2 separate regions of the Homo sapiens genome follow, and region 2 is linked to region 1. A link is an interaction called in ENCODE POLR2A ChIA-PET data of the cell type or tissue named here. Cell type or tissue: GM12878. All regions are shown on one strand. Each heading gives the region's core, and the rest is flanking DNA. Links, peaks and the distances in the headings are about the cores only.

What was found. Peaks named below come from ENCODE experiments on the same cell type or tissue, not always from the same donor. Only the 100,000 strongest peaks of a DNase experiment are listed, where the experiment ranks them.
Region 2: POLR2A ChIA-PET joins it to region 1 with 8 read pairs; 3 of 35 experiments call an interaction of 5 or more read pairs at or near these places.

The regions. Positions count from the first base shown.
Region 1 is chr6:158,662,393-158,672,045 of GRCh38, reverse strand. It overlaps SYTL3 (synaptotagmin like 3), which reads right to left. Exons shown (of 18, transcript NM_001242394.2): 4 at 8,668-9,296; 5 at 6,433-6,651. The coding sequence starts at 8,777. Among named protein-coding and RNA genes, the nearest start is that of SYTL3, 17 kb to the right of the region's middle. In GM12878, for the core only: no CTCF peak of the experiment used is centred there; a DNase peak (open chromatin) is centred at 4,820; H3K4me3 peaks cover 457 bases; H3K27ac peaks cover 390 bases.
Region 2 is chr6:158,458,456-158,468,108 of GRCh38, reverse strand. It overlaps TULP4 (TUB like protein 4), which reads right to left. Exons shown (of 14, transcript NM_020245.5): 6 at 6,380-6,546. Among named protein-coding and RNA genes, the nearest start is that of TMEM181, 97 kb to the left of the region's middle. RefSeq lists enhancers at 2,339-3,330, 3,331-4,322. In GM12878, for the core only: no CTCF peak of the experiment used is centred there; no DNase peak of the experiment used is centred there.

The sequences.
Region 1 (9,653 bases), core at 1,037-9,036:
GTGCTGGGATTACAGGTGTGAGGAAAAACTTCTTAAGGAGGCAATTCAAGTGATTGAAAAATGAATCAAAATAAAGAACTTGCAAACTGGGAAATCATGGTCTCCAAAGACTAGCAATGAGCACTTGAATCAGTTATAAAATGCAAAGTTGGTTTAAAATATTGTTGTAAATATAATCAGAAAACACTGAAGGTAACAAAAATAATTATGGAAAGAGATGCTGTATAACATATAGATAATAATTATAAAAATATAGAGGTTTCAAAATGATTGGCTAAATAATTTAAATAATTATCTTTTTTTTTTTTTTTAGACTGAGTCTCGCTGTCAGCTCACTGCAACCTCCGCCTCCCAGGTTCCAGAGATTCTCCTGCCTCAGCCTCCTCCAGAGTAGCTGGGATTACAGGGGTGCGCCATCATGCCCGGCTAATTTTTGTATTTTCAGTAGAGATGGGATTTCACCATGTTGGCCAGGCTGGTCTTCAACTCCTGACCTCAAGTGATCTACCCGCCTCAGCCTCCCAAAGTGATGGGATTACAGGCATGAGCCACCGATAAAATTATCTATAAACCATTCTTGGTGTGAACCCTGGATGCTAAACTGTCTTGGCTACCATGCAAAATGCCAACCCAGAAAAACTCTCTTGGGGCTCCCCTCCCTTACAGGGTGACAGGTTTCAGCTGAACTACGTAAGGTGACAACAGAGAATATTAACAAAAGACAATGCGCAGAAAGCTCACCGGTTCTCAAAAAGGTTTTAAAGGCAGGACTTTCCCTAACTAATCAAGTGCTGACTACAGAATACAGTTCAGTTTCAACAAGAAGAATGACACACACACTATTGTCAAAGCATTCCCTTTAGTAAAACACACACACTATTGTCAAAACATTCCCTTTAGTAAACACAAAAGAAACTTTTTTTTTCTAAAAAGTACTCCATAGGCCGGGCGCCGTGGCTCACGCCTGTAATCTCAGCACTTTGGGAGGCTGAGGCGGGCGGAACACTAGATCAGGAGATCAAGACCATCCTGGCTAACAAGGTGAAACCCTGTCTCTACTAAAAATACAAAAAAAATTAGCCGGGCTTGGTGGTGGGCGCCTGTAGTCCCAGCTATTTGGGAGGCTGAGGCAGGAGAATGGCGTGAACCCAGGAGGCGGAGCTTGCAGTGAGCCGAGATCATGCCACTGCACTCCAGCCTGGGCGACAGAGCGAGACTCAGTCTCAAAAAAAAAAAAATACTCTGTACATTTCTTTTTTTTCTTTTTTTTGAGATTGAGTCTGTCGCCTAGCTTGGAGGGCATTGGTGTGATCTCCGCTCATTGCAACCTTCGCCCCCCGGTTCCAGCGATTCTTGTACCTCAGCCTCCCAAGTAGCTGGGATTACAGGCGCCTGCCACTGTGCCCGGCCTAATTTTTGTATTTTCAGTAGATATGGGGTTTCACCATGTTGGCCAGGCTGGTCTTGAACTCCTGACGTCAAGTGATCCACCCGCCTCAGCCTCCCAAAGTGCTGGGATTACAGGCATGAGCCACCATGCCCGGCCAGCAATGTTAAAAGTAGGATTTAGAGGGAAAAAAAGAAATAAGGTTTTGAAACAGGAAAGAGTCAGTAGACAAATATCATCTTAACCTTGGCACCAGGCTAAAATCTTTCCTTGCCAACTCTCCTGTATCACACTTGGCATTCAATTTCTTTTCAATCTTTTACAGAGTTAGCAGAGTTAGACCTTTTACTCACTTGAAGGGTAGATATATTTTCAAGAGTGAGAGTGAATTATCCCATTCTCATACACTAGTTATTTGCCTTTGTGAATATAAAATGATAATTCAATATTTTATCAAAACATGGGATTATAAAAGTACTGGGAAAACCAGTCTGAAATTTAAAAGATTACATTTTCTAAAATCTGGGAAGTTTACTTTAGGCAGAAACATAATTAGAATAGAACTTCCTTTGAAATGTCACTTCATTTTCAATAAAAATTCTTTCATGCAATGCAGAAAATACAATGCATCATCCTGTAACAATATCTTTACATCTTAAGTCCTTATCTGAAATGCTGAATGACAACAACAACAACAACAAAAAACCTTTTTAAGTTGTTTCAGAGACGAGGTCTCACTATGTTGGCCAGGCTGGCCTCAAACTCCTGGGCTTATGTGATCCTCCCGCTTGGGCATTCCATGAGTAACTGGGACCACAGGCATACACACCACATCCATGACCTCGTGGATGACCACATCCAGCTCACCTCCCTTTTGATAAATTCCAAGATCTTATTTTAACCACTACTGCTCTGCAGCAATAACTCAAGACCCAACCTGAGAACTAAGGACATAATAATAAAATGCCAAGGTCTGGATCAATTTTTCAACCGAACACACTTAAGCAGCTCTTTGTTGGCATCAGGTGTGGTACAAGAGACAAATTTGAGCAATTCAGGAAAGTACCCTGAAATCAACAGTATCACCTGCTGCAACTTGAAACCTTCTGTTCTAATGATGGTATATAAGCTCCGTTGCACCTTTATCATTGTTAAAATACTTGCAACTTACAGAATTCTCTGTACAAACCAATTTGGTTCTAAAGCACCTGACTGGCAGCAAAATGTTCCTAACGAAACAGGCAGTGTGTCCACAGATACCTGAAGCTGAAGAATCATTGATTTGTTGTCACAGCAATTACAAAGCATGACAAGAAGATCACAGTTTGAAGGAAACAAGTCTGAACAAGAGTAATTCCTCAGCAATCTTAAGGGAGAAGACCAGGTTTCTTTTAGATGTGGAATTAGTTATGACACAGTATATTCGTTTTAATAGAAAAAATTAATGCAAACATAAATCATCAAGGTTAATCTTATTTTTTTGATGAAGCTAAAACAAACATACAAAGCATAGTCTCCTCCTTGATATTTCAACATAATTGTTACCATCTGCCATTTCACTGCAGAAAGTGTCAATACATTCCCCGGGAAGAAACATCAGTGGAAAACAAGGATGTTTCTGCTTTTAACTTCTTTGTTTCTCCTCCCAAGTCACCCTCTTCTGATCGGCCCCTGCTGAGGACAACAGGAGCCCCTTCACTACTGAAAACAACTTTCCTTGGTTCTTCTAAGTCCTTTCCAGTGTGCCTTTGATTACTGGGCTCTTTCTGTTCCTTCGGTTCTCGGATGCCCCGTGATCCAGTTCAGCATGCCAAGCGACCTGTCTGGCCAGTCCTCAGAATCACTTTTCACCTTTCTCTTTTATCCCCTGTAACCAAGGTCCATCCTCCCCTTTTCCTGTCTCTCCCATTCTCCATCACTATTGCCACCAGCCTCCTCCCTCGGTGCCTCTCATTCACTGCAGCAACTCTCAGATTGCTCTTTTACCTTTACCTTCCGCTCTCCTGATCTTGCCCTGCAAAACCAGGCAGACTTTCGGCATGGTGTTCGCTTGGCAAAGAGCACATGCTCAGGCTCCAGCTCCTACTGTCTTGGAGGCAAGCTCTTCTAAGTGGCTTTTAAGACTCTGCCGGCCGGGCGCAGTGGCTCATGCTTGTAATCCCAGCCCTTTGGGAAGCCCAGGCAGGTGGATCACCTGAGGTCAGGAATTCGAGGCCAGCCTGGCCAACATGGTGAAACCCCGTCTCTGCTAAAAATATAAAAATTAGCCAGGCGTGGCAGCAGGTGCCTGCAATCCCAGCTACTTGGGAGGCTGAGGCAGGAGAATCGCTTGAACCTGGAGGCAGAGGTTGCAGTGAGCCGAGATCACACCACTGCACTCCAGCCTGGGTGACAAGAGTGAAACTCTGTCTCAAAATAAATAAATAAATAAAAGACTCTGCCCTCCCAGGACAAGGCTCCTAGCAGGCGGGAGAGGACTGGAGATTCAGAAGGAGGCCTGGGGGCCGGGGGGACCTGGGTTGCCATCTTCACTCTGTTCTTACTGATATGACATGGACAAACCATCTTGTGTCTCTAATCCTCCACTTTCTCAACTGTAAAATGAGGATGAAAGTAGTAGCTACCCCACACGATTGTTTTATGCTTTTAATAAAACATTAAAAGACTATTCCAACCATGGATGTTCTGGAAGTCGTCTTGAGCCACTCAGCCTGCCTCATCTCTCCCTCTCTGAGCTCCCAGGGCCCTTAGCAACTTGGCACTCAGTTCTCTAAGAGAAAACCTTCCCTGAAGACAGAAACTTTATCTTAAATGTCTTCTGGAACCTCTCAACACAAGATCAGGGCCAACACCTGCCACAGGCCTCTTGTTCTGCAGCAACCTGCGAGTTGGTTGGTTGGTTTTGGTCATTGCTACCCTAGCACTTCCCCTTTCTTGATTTTAAAAACCAATTTTCCTCATCTTGTTCCTGTCACAGATCCACTTTTTCTTGAGAAATGAGCCTGAAGCGAAGGAAGAAGCAGGGGAGACAATGATCGGGGTCAAAAACCTTTTCTAGGTCCCCAGATGTGCGACAGTTATGAATGTCAAAGATTCTAAAGTTTTACAAAGTCTCATCTTTCTTTTGGTCCTAAAGAGGAGGAGGACAGCCCAGACTGGATAAAGCTGGAGAGAGGACAGAGGGCTGCGGGGACAGGGAGCAAGGCGAGGGGAAAGAAAATGCACATCACCACAAACTACTTGGCTCTCTCCCCTCCCGACTTCTCCTGTTAATGCACTCATAGTAATGCAATGACCTTAAGTATTTTGAAAACCAACCTCATTTCAAAATAAGGAAGCTGGGGTTTTAGAAGTCGTATTTCATGTACTTAGAGGGTAAAGTTACAGTGCCTGGGACACAAGACTCACTAGGGCAGAGATTTCAACACTGTCAGCTTCCTGGGAGATTGCCTCAGACCTTGTCCTCTTGTTTTGATTTTTCGTTTACAGTTCATTGGTAGAAGAAGAAAAAATGCTGAGAAATGTAACACCCTGCCCAGCAATGTTTATTATTAGACTTCAAATATATATGGTTGGTTGAAATGGGGAAGAAGATACTGAGACCTTTCTAGAGATGATTTGGAATTGCTCTCTATGCCGCCAGGGCAGCTCACAGTAATTATTTTTTGCTCTCAAGCAAGGAAAAGCCTGAAGGACAATGGCTTCAGCAAACCAAAGAAACATGAGATGAGAAGGCGAATTCGGCCACCGTCCGTGCGACTTGGCACGCTGTGAGCGAAATGGACGGAATGCAGTTCAAGAGCAAAGAAATCAGGTTGAACCACTTCACCTCTCTGGCTAGATGACTGAAATACAGTAAGCCTTGCAAAGGGACAGGACACTTAAGTAAATGAATGCCAGGGCGTGCGTTAAACACAGCCCTCCGGATTTAGGGGGAAGAAACCCCAGCCACAATGCCCACACTGTGTAAGTGCCTCCCACAGTCTTTGTCCCTGGGGCACTCACACATCTGTGGCAATATTTAGAAGTTGTTTTCAAATCTCAGGGTCTCTGATGACTCCCATTCACACCAGCCTAGTATTCCTTCCCTTCTCCGAAGTTCTGTGATGTCCTTGTGCACCGTCTCCCCCAGCAGACGGAGTCACCCCTCTAGTGTTTTCACGGAGCTCATGGCCAGTTCATTCTTGCTTTGAACAGCAGGAGTCTAAGCCAAGTTGGCTCTTTATCGTTTTCAGAATGGGGAACGCAAAAACACCAATTCCATGTTAAAACTGGTATTAAAACCCCCTAAACACCAATTGATAACTATAAACGTAGATTCAGTCTGTCACTAAAGGGAAGCATGTCCATTTCTTTAGCTGAGTATTAAAGACAGGTCAGCTTCAAAAACGCAGTATTTAAAGCCTCAGATGATTACTCCAATATTCCCTAGATTATAATTTACTCCACTGGTACTGAAGGAGATAAATTAAGTGCTAAGAAAATGACAGCACTTAGTTAAGAGACCCAAATGAATCTGAACTCCTGGGTTAGCCCATCCTTCGACTTAACAAACTTTTGTTGTTTAAACAGGTTCTCACTCTGTTGCCCAGGCTGGAGTGCAGTGGTACAATCACAGCTCCCAGGTTCAAATGATCCTCTCATCTCAGCCTCCTGAGTAGCTGGGACTACAGGCATGCACCACCACACTTGGCTAATTTTTGTATTTTTTTGTAGAGATGGGGTCTCACTACGTTGCCCAGGCTGGACTCAAACTCCTGGGCTCCAGCAATCCACCCACCTTGGCCTCCCAAAATGCTAGGATTACGGTCATGAGCCACCACACTTGGCCCAAACTTCTGTAAATGAAAAAAATGTTGCTACATAAAATTTATTTTTGGATGAAGATAACTTCCAAGGCTAGAAAGGTAGCTCCCTATCAGGCACTCGGTACACATTTACTGGCTGAAGGTGAGGAGTGAGTGCTCTCTTTATGAGCGGTTTGTAAAGAGGCCTCCTCCGAGACCTGAATCAGTGGGAGGGATCCAACCACCGGCCATGCTTACCTGTCCTCGAAGCACACCGTGCACTTCCAGGCATGGGTCCCCCTCAGGAACACTCGGCACTGGGCACACACGCGGTGGCTGCAGCCCCGGCACACGGCGCCCCGGTGCAGCAGGAACCCCAGCACCTGCTGGCAGCGCGCACAGCACTTCTCTTTGTGCTCCCAGTCCGTGTTCTTCGCTCCTTTCCACCGGAGATGCTGCAGGTGTGTTTTCAGTTTCCTGCAGCCCTCAGAGTTAAAGAAGATAGTATTAGATGGAACACCTGACCCCAGGCTATAGGGCAAGAGCCCAGGCAGTAACCCCCATGGCAAGGGAAGGGGCTTTGGCATTCGACATCCCTGGACTCCAACATGGCTGTGTGAACTGGGCTCTCACTCAACATCTCAGAGTCGAGTCTCAAGGGTTTTTTCAACCGTGAAACAGGTGATATGACCTTACCTCCCAGGGTTGCTGTGAGGACTAAATGGCAAAGTATAAATAACATGCCTGGGGCAGAGAAGCTCCCTGCTAGGTCCATCCCTTCCTGCCCAAAGGCTGTTATGATAGTAAGCAAGAATAGTGAAAGGAGAGGAAAAGACACTGAAAGGAGCATCCATTCTAATCTGCAAGGCATGGAATAATCTAGAAACACACAGCATACATCCTGCTATGGGTATAAGTTGCCCAATAAAATCAACTGATGCTATGCTTTTGCTACATTTTTTTTTTAATAAGTGGTCAGCCCACTCCCCTAGACAAATAGCCATAGTGCAAAGAGATACTGTATTGGACCAAAAAGGTGTCATTTACTAGCACGCTCTTTTATGAATGTCTGTGATACCTACTTGTAGAAAAGATGAGCCAATCCCAAGAAACAAGATGACATCAGAAATGCACTTTAAAATTCAACTTTCAGGATCTACCCTAGAATTAGTACCCTTTGAAATACAACTTTGTTATCACTATGTCTATGTCACTTTGTTAATATTCAAAAGGATGTCTCAAATCACTGAAAGATCTTTCATCATCAAATAAAATTTCACTTTTCTCACTGTATTATAGTTTTTGTTTTCGTTTTTTTGTTGTTGGTTTGAGACAGAGGCTTGCTCTATTGCCCAGGCTGGAGTGCAGTGGCGCGATCTCAGCTCACTGCAAACTCCACCTCCCAGGTTCAAGGGATTCTCCTGTCTCAACCTCCTGAGTAGCTGGGATTACAGGCACCTGCCACCGCCCGGCTAATTTTTGTATTTTTAGTAGAGACAGGGTTTCACTATGTTGGCCAGGCTGGTCTCAAACTCCTGACCTCAGGTGATCCGCCCGCCTCAACCTCCCAAAGTGCTGGGATGACAGGCGTGAGCCACCACGCCCAGACTGTATTATAGTTTTTAATGGAAGAAAGTTTACAAGTGCACTTAGAAAGCTTTGAAATAACAGGGAGGATGAAGAATACTATACCAGAAAATTCTCCTCACTCCTCAAGCATTTGGTTGTCCAAAGTTTTGTTTTCTAATGTGTTCTGCCATTAGAAACCAAACCCTCACTTCCTCCATAGACATTGATAAACAAGCGCCAACCTGTTTAAAGATGGATCTTGACAGCTAAGGCGGAACACTGCTCTGCTAGAGTTCAGCACGCTTTTCTAAATGCTGACCCATATCAAACGGCCCGTGCAGCTTAGAGACAGACAGGGAAGAGTTCCCTGTTGGCAAAGCGGTCAGGAAACAGGCTAAGCAGGTTCATATTTTATGCTCCCCCTTCCTCAAAGCCAGCTGGGAAGCAAAAGCGAGCAAAGAAAAAAAGACAGGGCTGGATTCCATCAGAGTTGCTGCTTGTGAGCCTCTTTCTTTGCTTTTCTTTACACCTCCCGGCACCGTCAAAAATGAGGTAGGAAAACCCTTAACTGGAGGTCTTTCCTTAAAGAAGGGGTAAACTGGAAGCCTGAAAATGTCCCTTGAATGATTCCCACGAAGTCGGCAAACAGACAAGCAGATGGCAGACAGCAAACTTACCGCCCAAAGGCACCGTTTTAAATGAATAACAAGAGCGGCCTCCCTCCTCCTCCTGAGCGTCCTCTACGTTTAGTTACATAAGGAGGATCATCTCCACCAACAGACCTTCGTTAGGACCCTTCTCAGGCACGAAGCCCAGCAGCAGGTGGGTAGTGATTTGTAAGCAAACAGCATTGGCGACGGAGTGGCAGGCCCCAAGCAGAGAAAGCTAAACACCCAAAGTGACCCCCCGGGAAGGGCAGCCTACCGTGTCCTCTCCTCCTCTGTGTTTTGAACCGCCTGGTCTCGGTACAGGACCTGGAGAATGGCCTCGCGTTCTAACTCCTTGAGAGCACTCAGATCTATTTCTTGGGCCATTTCTTCTCCGTTTTCGTTGACCCAGGTTGGAAGAGCTTCACTGCATGGACCAAGCGCTCACGCCCTGCAGATGAGCGGCGGAGGCCAGCTGCAGCCAGCCTTGTTTAAAGAGCTCCCTCTCCTATTTCACTGGCAACTGTTTTGCTTGTGGTTCTTTTTTCCTTTTTAACTGTGTCATACTCCTTAGAAGAAGAAAGCCTCAAGAAGTTCTGCGTTTGTCGGAGTTACGGCTCGCAGAGCCTCGTGCTACCCGGGGGGTGTTTTCACCGGGTTCTGCAGCAGCTGCTGACATCCATCTAAGACAAAAGCATATCTCTTTTCTGAGGTTTCACCAGAGATTGTTATAAATTATCCACAGCTGCAAGCAGATAATTTCTGCAAAGCAGAAGTAATTTTCAAGCCAAGGAAATTTAGAAATAGCAATAAAAAGAGTATCAGTGACTCATAGAAGCTAACCTTCCATTTAAGATGTTTCCAGGTCAGCAGGAACCATCATGAAAAGCTCAGCCCGTTCAATACCTGCAGAAAAGAAAACAAAAAATGGCAACATTTTTCTTGGCTTAAGTATCTCTGCAGCATTACTTCCAAAAAGACAAAATATTCTACACAAACCCTTGCATTTTCTGCTCGCGGTGATAATGTAAAATTTTAAATTTGCTTAAATAACACTTCTCATATTTCTAAAAGCCTCAAACTTCCAAACTTGAATTTTCCTAATATGGATTCCATAACTTTAGTGGTCAGAGGACGTAAAAGTCTGTGTTTAATGTACATTACCCTAATTGAAGAAATACTGGAAAAATGACATTCCCAACTGTTGGCTATTATTTTTACCATTAACTTCAACACTCAAAAAATGTTTAATCAATTAAGGAT
Region 2 (9,653 bases), core at 700-8,699, 200 kb after region 1:
TGTTTACACGACTCAGCAGGGAGTCTGTAAGCGGCTCCCACACAGCTGGACTGGCAAAGCAGAGTATCTGTGTGTCAGTGTACTTTTATTCATCCGTTGCTGGGTCAGGGGTCTGCAAGGGACAGACTCTCTGCAGCTGGTGCCCCCTGGAGAGGATTGCTGCCCCAACATAACTCACCAAGTAATGGGCAGCAGTAAGATACAATGTTAAGGCTCACTGATTCATTCAACCAGTATTTACTGAGACTGCCATGAGCCAAGATCTGTTCCAGGCGTGGTGCAAAGCTTGGAAGAAAGGAGGCATCTGGTAAACTGAGAAACAGAAAAATCCAGATTGGCAGGGTCAGAGGAGGATGGAGTGGTAAGAGCTAATTCTAGAGGGGATGGAGGGCCAGATTATGGTGATCTTTTTAAGGCACAATGAATTTTTTAACTTTATCCTAAGGATAGTAAGAAGCTACTGATCTGACTTGTGATTTTACAAAGACTGTGGCTGCAAAGTGAAGAACAGTTTAAAAGGGAAAGGCAGGCAGGGCGCGGTGGCTCACGCCTGTAATCCCAGCACTTTGGGAGGCTGAGGCGGGTGGATCACGAGGTCAGGAGTTCAAGACCAGCCTGGCCAACATGGTAAAACCCCATCTCTACTAAAAAAGTACAAAAAATTAGCCGGGTGTGGTGGCACGCGCCTGTAATACCAGCTACTCGGGAGGCTGAGGCAGGAGAATCACTTGATTCTGGGAGGCAGAGGTTGCAGTGAACGCTGATCGCAACATTGCACTCCAGCTTGGGCAACAAGAGCGAAACTCTGTCCAAAAAAAAAAAAAAAAAAAAGAAAGGGAAAGTCGTGGCTCAAACACTGCAGCTAAGATGAGGGTGGCTTGGACTAAGGTGGTGGCCAAGGAAGACAAAAGGATGTAGACATGAAGATATCTAGGAGGTAAAAATACCCACTGGGATTCAGTGGACAGGCTGACTGCTGACTTCTGGCTTGAGCAGCTGGACCACAACCTGGAAGAGGAGCATTATTTAAGAGGTGGAGTGTTCCGAGATTTGGGCATGTTGAATGTGCAATGCTTATGAGATGGCTAATGGGTCTGTGAAGTAAGCAGGTGGGTCTATACAGGCCTCTTTCCTTAGGCTTCAGACCTTCATTGAGATTGGAATTAAAGCTGTAAGACTGGTTGAAATTGTCTGAGGAATACAGAGTGCGAAAAGTGATCAGGCAGAGGTGGAAAAATACCCACAAAGAGCAGGTGCAAGACTCCTTTCCTCCAGGTTATCAAAGCACCAGGTAAACAGTTCTACTTCAAAGTCAAAAGCATTTCTGTGTCATCACTTGTCTGTCTTCCTTAACTAGCTGTGAGCTCCTAGGAGATATGGATCATGTCTTCCTTGTTCAGCCCTGAAACACAAGCACTCAGAGCTCAGTGCCAGCCACACAGTAGCTCCTCAAAATATCTTGGCTGGATGCTTGAACAAATGAGTGAACAAATATGCTTATTTGCTCAAAATATTATACTGCCCAAAGACACAGTTTAATCCTACTTCTTAAAAACAAAAACCCAAATAACCTGATTGAAAAATGGGCAAAGGACTTGAACACACATTTCTCAAAAGAAGATACACGACAACATCACTAATCAACATTATTAATCCTTAGGAAATGCAAATCAAAACCACAATGAGATATCACCTAACATCCAAGAGGATGGTTAGTCCAAAAAAAATCCCAGAAAAATGACAATGTTGGCAAGGATGTGGAAAAACTAGAATCCTTGTGTAATGTTAGTGAAAATGTAAAATGGTGCCGCTTGTAAACCAAAAATAAAATCCTAAGCCCCCTATCGACTGAATGGAGACTCTCTTGGCCAAGGAAACCCCAGAAAAACCTTAAAAACTGAATTCCCAGCCATGACAGGAAGGGAGGCTGGACACAACCTCATTATACTCCCTCCCATCTGGAATTTAGGTCCAACTGACCTGAGTAAATGTTAAAATAGAGATCATAAGACTGACAAAAGGCTCTTGATGGCAATAAGATAACAAATTCTAAACAATACCTAAGGCCATGCAAGGCAAGCCTTGAGCCATGCCTACAGGCCATCAATCTCACTAAATGGGTCATAATTTTGGCTGACTCTGACATAGCTTCCGAACGTTTTAACTTAAAATATTCCTTTCTGCTGACTCCCAAGTTCTAGACCAAATTTTGTTGCTTTAACTAACTGTAGATTAAAGAATCTCTGAATCTACCTGACTTGTATACTCCTCTACTTCTCCTGGTTTCAAGATATTCCACATTTTCAAGCTGAGCCAACGTATACCTTCCACATGTTGATTTATGTCTTTGCCTGTAACTCTTGCCTCCCTGAAATGTACAAAACCAGACTGTAATTCAACTGCTTCGGGCGCACTTTCTCAGGACCTCTTGAGACTGTTTTGCTGGGCCAGCATCACTCATACTGGCTCAAAATAAACCTCTTTAAAATATTTTACAGTTTAGTCTTTCTGTTAACAAGCTGCTATGAAAAAACAGTACGGCAGTTCCTCACAAAATTAAAAATAGAATTACCATATGATCCAGCAAGTCCACTTCTGGGCACAAATCCAGAAGACTTGAAAAGCAGGGTCTCAAAGAGATCTGTACACCCATGTTCACAGAAGAATTATTCACAACAGCCGAAAGATGGAAGAAACCCAAATGTCCATCAATGGGTAAACAAAATGTGGTATATCCATACAATAAAATATTATTCAGCCTTAAAAAGAAAGAAAATTCTGACACATGGTACAACATGGATGAACCTTAAGGACATTATGCTAAGTGAAATAAGCCAGTCAGAAAAAAATAAACACTTGTAAACCAAAAATAAAATTCTAAGCCACCCAACCTACGGAATGGGCCTGCTGTTGGCCAAGGGGATCCCAAAGGAGTCTAGAAAACTAGTTCAGGCTGTGACAGGAAGGAAGTTTGGGCATGGTCCTTAAATTGCCCCCATCCCTTTGGGGTTTAGGCACAACTGACCAACATTAACATTAAAATAGAGGAAAGACTGATAAAACTGACTCTTCGTAGCAATAAGATACCAAATTCCAACGTGATTATGACATACCATCACGTTGAAGGAAATCAAAGTATTTTACCCCCAAATATAGTTTGTTGATATATTTTGAAATGGCAAAACCTGCAAATGGCAAAACCCGCAAATGGCAAAACCCTGCAAAACCATCTCTTGTTGGGAAATTTGCATTTTGTAGAGAATCTCCTTCCTTTTCTAGGTCTTTTCCTGATTCAGGAGACATTTAACCAAGAGTCTGATACCTTTTAAGGTCTGAAAGGAGACATTTACCATTTATTCACCCTGAAGCCTGCTACTTAAGTAGTTTCATCTGCATAACAAGAACCTTGGGGCCAGGCGCAGTGGCTCCTGCCTGTAATTCTAGCACTATAGGAGGCCGAGGAGGGCGGATCACAAGGTCAGGAGTTGGAGACCAGCCTGGTCAACAGGGTGAAAGCAGAACTGCTTAAACCCGGGAGGCAGAGGTTGCAGTGAGCTGAGATCGCGCCACTACACTCCAGCCTGTGGGACAGGGCAAGACCTCCGTCTTGCGGCGGGGGGTGTTGCAGCGGGGAACAAGAACGTTGGCTTCCACAACCCCCTTACCTTAACTCAAGCAATTGTTTCTCCTGACTTCAAGCCTTTAGGCAAAGCTTAACTCTTTCAACCAACCAAAGATTTTCAACCAATCAGAAAATCTTTGAATCCACCTGTGACATGTGTATGGCCTGGTTTCAAGATGTCCTATCTTTCCACAGGCTTAACCAACATGTGCCTTACGGGTATTGATGTATGTCTTTGTCTGTAACTTCTGTCTCCCTAAAATGTACAAAACCAAGCTGTGACCTGACTACCTAAGGCACATCACATATTCTCAGGACCTCTTGAGACTGTGTCCTAGGCCATGGTTGCTCATATTTGGCTCAGACTAAACCTCTTTAAATATTGTACAGAATTTGGTTTGTCAACATATTGCATAATTCCACTTACATGAGGTTTGTAGAGTCAAACTCACAGAAAAGATAGTAAAATGGTGCTTCTCATGGACTGGGAGGAGGGAGAAACAGGGAGTAGTTGTTTAATAGGTAAAGAGTTTTAGTTTTGCAAGATGAAAAGGTGCTGGAAATTGGTTGTATAATAATGTAATACACTCAGCACTACAAAACAGTACACTTAAAAATGGTTAAGACGATAAATTTTATGTTATATGTGTTTTACCACAATTAAAAGAAGAAAATATATATTTAAATATTTAATGCCTGCATGTAATTACAGATTTCCCCATATCTGGTATCCCTGCCTCTCTGATGAGCTGAGTAATGTTAGGACACAGATTCTTTTTTTTTTTTTAATGAAGTCTATTCCATTTATTTTTTCTTTTTATATATATATATATATATTTTTATTATACTTTAAGTTCTAGGGTACATGTGCACAATGTGCAGGTTTGTTACATATGTATACATGTGCCACGTTGGCGTGCTGCACCCATTACTCATCATTTACATTAGGTATATCTCCTAAATGCTATCCCTCCCCGCTACCCCCACCCTACAACAGGCCCTGGTGTGTGATGTTCCCCTTCCTAGGACACAGATTCTTGTTCATTATCACCTCCACTGTCAACTCCCTCCCAGGCATACGTCTATTACGCGCTGCTGATAATTCATCCTCCACTATAACTGACTCAAACATAAGGTGGCCTAAAGATTTCTGGGAAATAAAAACAAATAGAAAGGGGGCCCATCTGTGTATACTTTCTTAAAGACTTTTAAGCTTTTAAAATTACTGCTTAACAACAATTTAGTTAAAATGTAAAGGTTCATCACTGGCATAACAAATATAAAATCAGAGTGTGACAGGGTTCAGGACATGCTTCCCCAAATATGACTGTAGGAGACTAGAATAAGCCACCACAGATCTGCCTCTTTGGCGTAAGGATAATTTCGAGATGGTTATTTTGAGATACACACAGGGTAAAGACACAGGGTAGGTAGGCCAGGAGTGGTGGCTCATGCCTGTAATCCCAGCACTTTGGGAGGCTGAGGCAGGTGGATCACCTGAGGTCGGGAGTTCAATACCAGCCTGGCCAACATGGCAAAAACCCGTCTCTACTAAAAAAACATACAAAAATTAGCCGGGCGTGGTGGCGGGCACCTGTAATCCCAGCTATTTAGGAGGCTGAGGCAGGAGAATTGCTTGAACCCGGGAGGAGGAGGTTGCAGTGAGCCGAGATGGCGCCACTGCACTCCAGCCTGGGCAACAAGAGTGAAACTCCAATTCAAAAAAAAAAAAAAAAAAAGGAAAAAAAAAGACATAGGGTAAACTCTGAAGAGTTACCCTTTTGTAAGAGAAATTACATCTACAAAGAAAATCTGGCTGGGCATGGTGGCTCATGCCTGTAATCCCAGCATCTTGGGAGGCCGAGGCGGGCAGATCATGAGGTCAGGAGATCGAGACCATCCTGGCTAACATGGTGAAACCCCATCTCTAGTAAAAATACAAAAAATTAGCTGGGCGTGGTGGCAGACACCTGTAGTCCCAGCTACTCGGGAAGCTGAGGCAGGAGAACGGTGTGAACCCGGGAGGCAGAGCTTGCAGTGAGCCAAGAATGCGCTACGGCACTCCAGCCTGGGTGAGAAAGCGTCTCAAAAAAAAAAAAAAGAAAGAAAAAAAGAAAAGAAAATCTACATATGTAAGGGTCTCTCTCTCTCTGCACCAAGAAGAGAAGGATGACTGGACTTCTGGAGACTTAAAAAAAAAAGAAAAGACATTGGCTTAAATCTGCAGAATGAATATCACCCTTCTTTCTCTGTTTCCGTGAAGCATTTAAGCCTGTAGTCTAAGAGAATGTTTTGAGCTACTCTAGAGACTTACTCATTTCTTTGGGTTAACTCCCACGTATGCAGGAGATACACAAGTTATTAAACTTCTGTTTGTTTTTCTCTTGTTAATCTGTCTTTTGCAATGGGGAGTCCTGCTAAGAACTCACTAAGAGTAGAGAAGAAAATTACTCTTCCTCTCCTACAAGTGAATAAGTGAAGATTCAGCATTCACTTCTGCAATTTTCTGATTTCTGCTTCAGACTGATGATAAACACCAGCTTACTCTGCTTATTCACTATGTGCTCATTTGACTGGGAAATAGAATAAAGCATTCTGGTTAAAAGGCAAAAACTGCTTTCTCCCTTATTTCTCCTGGTTTACCCACCACAACCTAAGGTAAAAAAAGATTAAAATAAAATTTGTCAACAATAATTATAATAACCTATTCACTAGTATACTGCTGAAAATGTACTTGTTTCCAGAGAACATCCTTACCTGCACGAGAGTGTCCAGTGTGAAGATGTGCTCCCCACGAACATTGTAGAACTTGACCATGGCACTCTTCAGAAGGGGACCATTGGGAAGCTCACCAAGCTGGGTCTGCCGTTCCATCCCAGCGACTGCCAGCAAGTCCCCCTGTGTGCACCACTGGGCTACCACCTCTGAAACAGAGGAGAGAGGGTCAGCACAAGGACACAGCCCTCCTCAAACTGCCACTCAGCAAGCCTACTGTCTTCAGTAGTTTAAAAAATACAGACACTGAGCAAATACAACAAAAATATATTCATGGTTTTTTCCTTTTTTTTTTTTTTTGAGACGGAGTTTCACTCCTCTTGCCCAGGCTGGAGTGCAATGGCGTGATCTCGGCTCACTGCAACCTCCGCCTCCTGGGTTCAAGCGATTCTCCTGCCTCAGCCTCCCGAGTAGCTGGGACTACGGGCGCGTGCCACCACACCCAGCTAATTTCGTATTTGTAGTAGAGATGGGATTTCTCCATGTTGGTCAGGCTGGTCTCGAACTCCCGACCTCAGGTGATCTGCCCGCCTTGGCCTCCCAAAGTGCTGGGATTACAGGCGTGAGCCACTGCACCCAGCCCATATATTCATGTTTTAGCTCATGAATACAACCAATTTCTCTGAAGATGATGGATTCTATTAAAAACAGGTGTTTGTCACATGACTGGGGATTGTAGTTTACTGAAACACAACCAAATTAGGTAGAAATCATGATCTAATAAAGTTAGCATGTTAAATATGTATCTCCAATTCCAGTATTTCCATGAGACTTGTAGAACTTCCTTTTTTTTTTTTTTAAGAGACAGCAAGACAATAAAACCTATGACTGTATATTCATATAAGTACTGGTCCCACTGCTGTGGCCTCCACTCCCAGGGATGACTCAGAGAGTTTATAAATGCCAAAAGTAAAAAGCACATCGAAAACAAAGTCTTAGTTTATATTCATTTGATTTCTGGGCACTACTGGGCAGATAAGGTTCATACAAAGGACACACATGCATATGAGAATGCTGACTCTTGTCATTTGATGATGTTGTGGGGCTTAGAAAAGAAAATAAATACCCCTGCTGGGAGACAGTTTTTTCAGCATAATTTCCACATTGGAAATTCGATGCCCACCTACAAACTACTCAGTGCCTATAAGAAATGGTTATTAAAAGGTTTATCTTATCCCAATGAGAGCAATTTACTTATTTCTTGCTGGTAAAACAAAAGCCATTAGTATTAATAAGATTTATGACATTTTTTTTTTCTCCTTCAAGACCCTAAAATCGTAATCTGGTTTATACAGAGATCTCTGAAATCTAGAACTAAAGTGGCCCACTTTGCAGAGAAGCTGGGCGGAACTTAAAAGAAAATGCTCTGCCCTGATGGGCACATATTTCAGAGATGGGGCTAGAATTCAGTGGTCCCCGGGCTCTATCAGCACACACATGACAATACCCCTTATTCATGCATGGTCATGATTTTGATGCTGCCACCAGAACATTCTGAGGTTGCTGAAGCTCTTTCACGTCTCTTGAAAACTAGAGTGTGTCTCCTGGGACAAGACAGGTTTCCAGACCCAGGGAACACGGGACTTTCTCATGAAGTTAGCTGCAGGGCAGAAAGTAGGGAGACAAAGGGCTGAGCCAAAGCAGTTACAGATGAATAGAAAATGGAAAAAAACCTGCCACAATCAGGAAATGAAAAATTACATAAAAGAACCAAAAACATCCTGGTGAATCAGATTCTTTTACAAATGCGAGGGGAAGCTAGAGGATTCGTGCACATACTAAATGTGCTCTGGGCATTCAATGCCTGGATCTATCTCAGGGAAAAGCCTGCTTGTGATCAGGAAACTGAGATGACGTTCTCTGGAGAGCAGCTTTGGGCACACAAGGAAACCAAAAGGTGAGGCACTAACATAAACAGTCATAGTAGTAACAAAGATGACGGTGTCTCAAGCTTCTTAGGACAGAAGCATCATTGTAATATTGTAGAAATAAAGATGACGACATGAAATTTCCACAGCTCCTCACCTGAACTGCACCATTCTTGTATTTATTTTTAAAATAATATTTTTTTGAATTGTATTGCAAGGTGGCTTTCCCCAACAGAAAAGTGGGTTGTTGCCCCTGCAGAGCTGACCTATGATGCTTTCGGAAACTGCTCAGGGACTCAGCAAGCAACCTGGGGCACTCCCAGGCTCTGTCTACGAGATGGGCTATCTATCTGAGGCAAGAATGAATCCAAATGTTTACAAGCAAACTCTCAGGGACTTCTTTTTTTTTTTTTGAGACAGAGTTTCACTCTTGTTGCCCAGGCTGGAGTACAATGGCGCGATCTCGGCTCACTGCAACCTCCGCCTCCTGGGTTCAAGCGATTCTCCTGCCTCAGCTTCCTGAGTAGCTGGGATTACAGGCATGCGCCACCATGCCCAGCTAATTTTGTATTTTCAGTAGAGACGGGTTTTCTCCATGTTGGTCAGGCTGGTCTCAACTTCCCGACCTCATGTGATCCACCCGCCTCGGCCTCACAAAGTGCTGAGATTACAGGCGTGAGCCACCGCGCCCGGCCAGGACTTCTTCTAATGCAGGTGCAAAGTTATAATGAGATGACTGTCATCTGCAAAGGCGAATCACTCTTTCAAAAAAGATTAAATTCCATGTAAATAATGCCATTTCTTGTTCCAACGATTATGGAGCTACATGCATCAAGCGATATAGCAACGTATGTGAGTGCCTCTGATGATTTAGCATAAAGCAGTCCTGAGCCACATGACAGGCACAGCCGCGACCAGGGACACAGGCTATCTCATAAAGTACTAGCATGAAGAATTCAGCAGTGGGACTAAGAAAGAATAACCCTGAATTGTTCAGTGTCAGCCAGGAGTATGTGAGTTTTCTGCAGGAGTTGAATTCCTAGGGCAAGAGTTTAAAATTTTCAGAAATTAGTGGGAAAATCAAAGTAAAAGAAAATACTCATTCAATTTCTACATGTCATTATGATAAAGAAGAGAAGGATACAGAAGCCTAGATATAGTCAGGACAGAACTTTTTTGTTTCAGAAACTTTTTGTAAATGATGTCTGTCTTATTTAAAAAATAATCCCCAGTATCTTTGCCCAAGACTTGAGTAATAATTTTGTTTGAATCTCCTATTTTTAAATTTGTTTCAGAATACAACCTAAAAGGAACAAACTAATGCTCTACTCAGTAGGCCTCTTTTCCCTTTTCCTAAAGCTCGTGGCCCAGAGTCTCTAATCTCACCC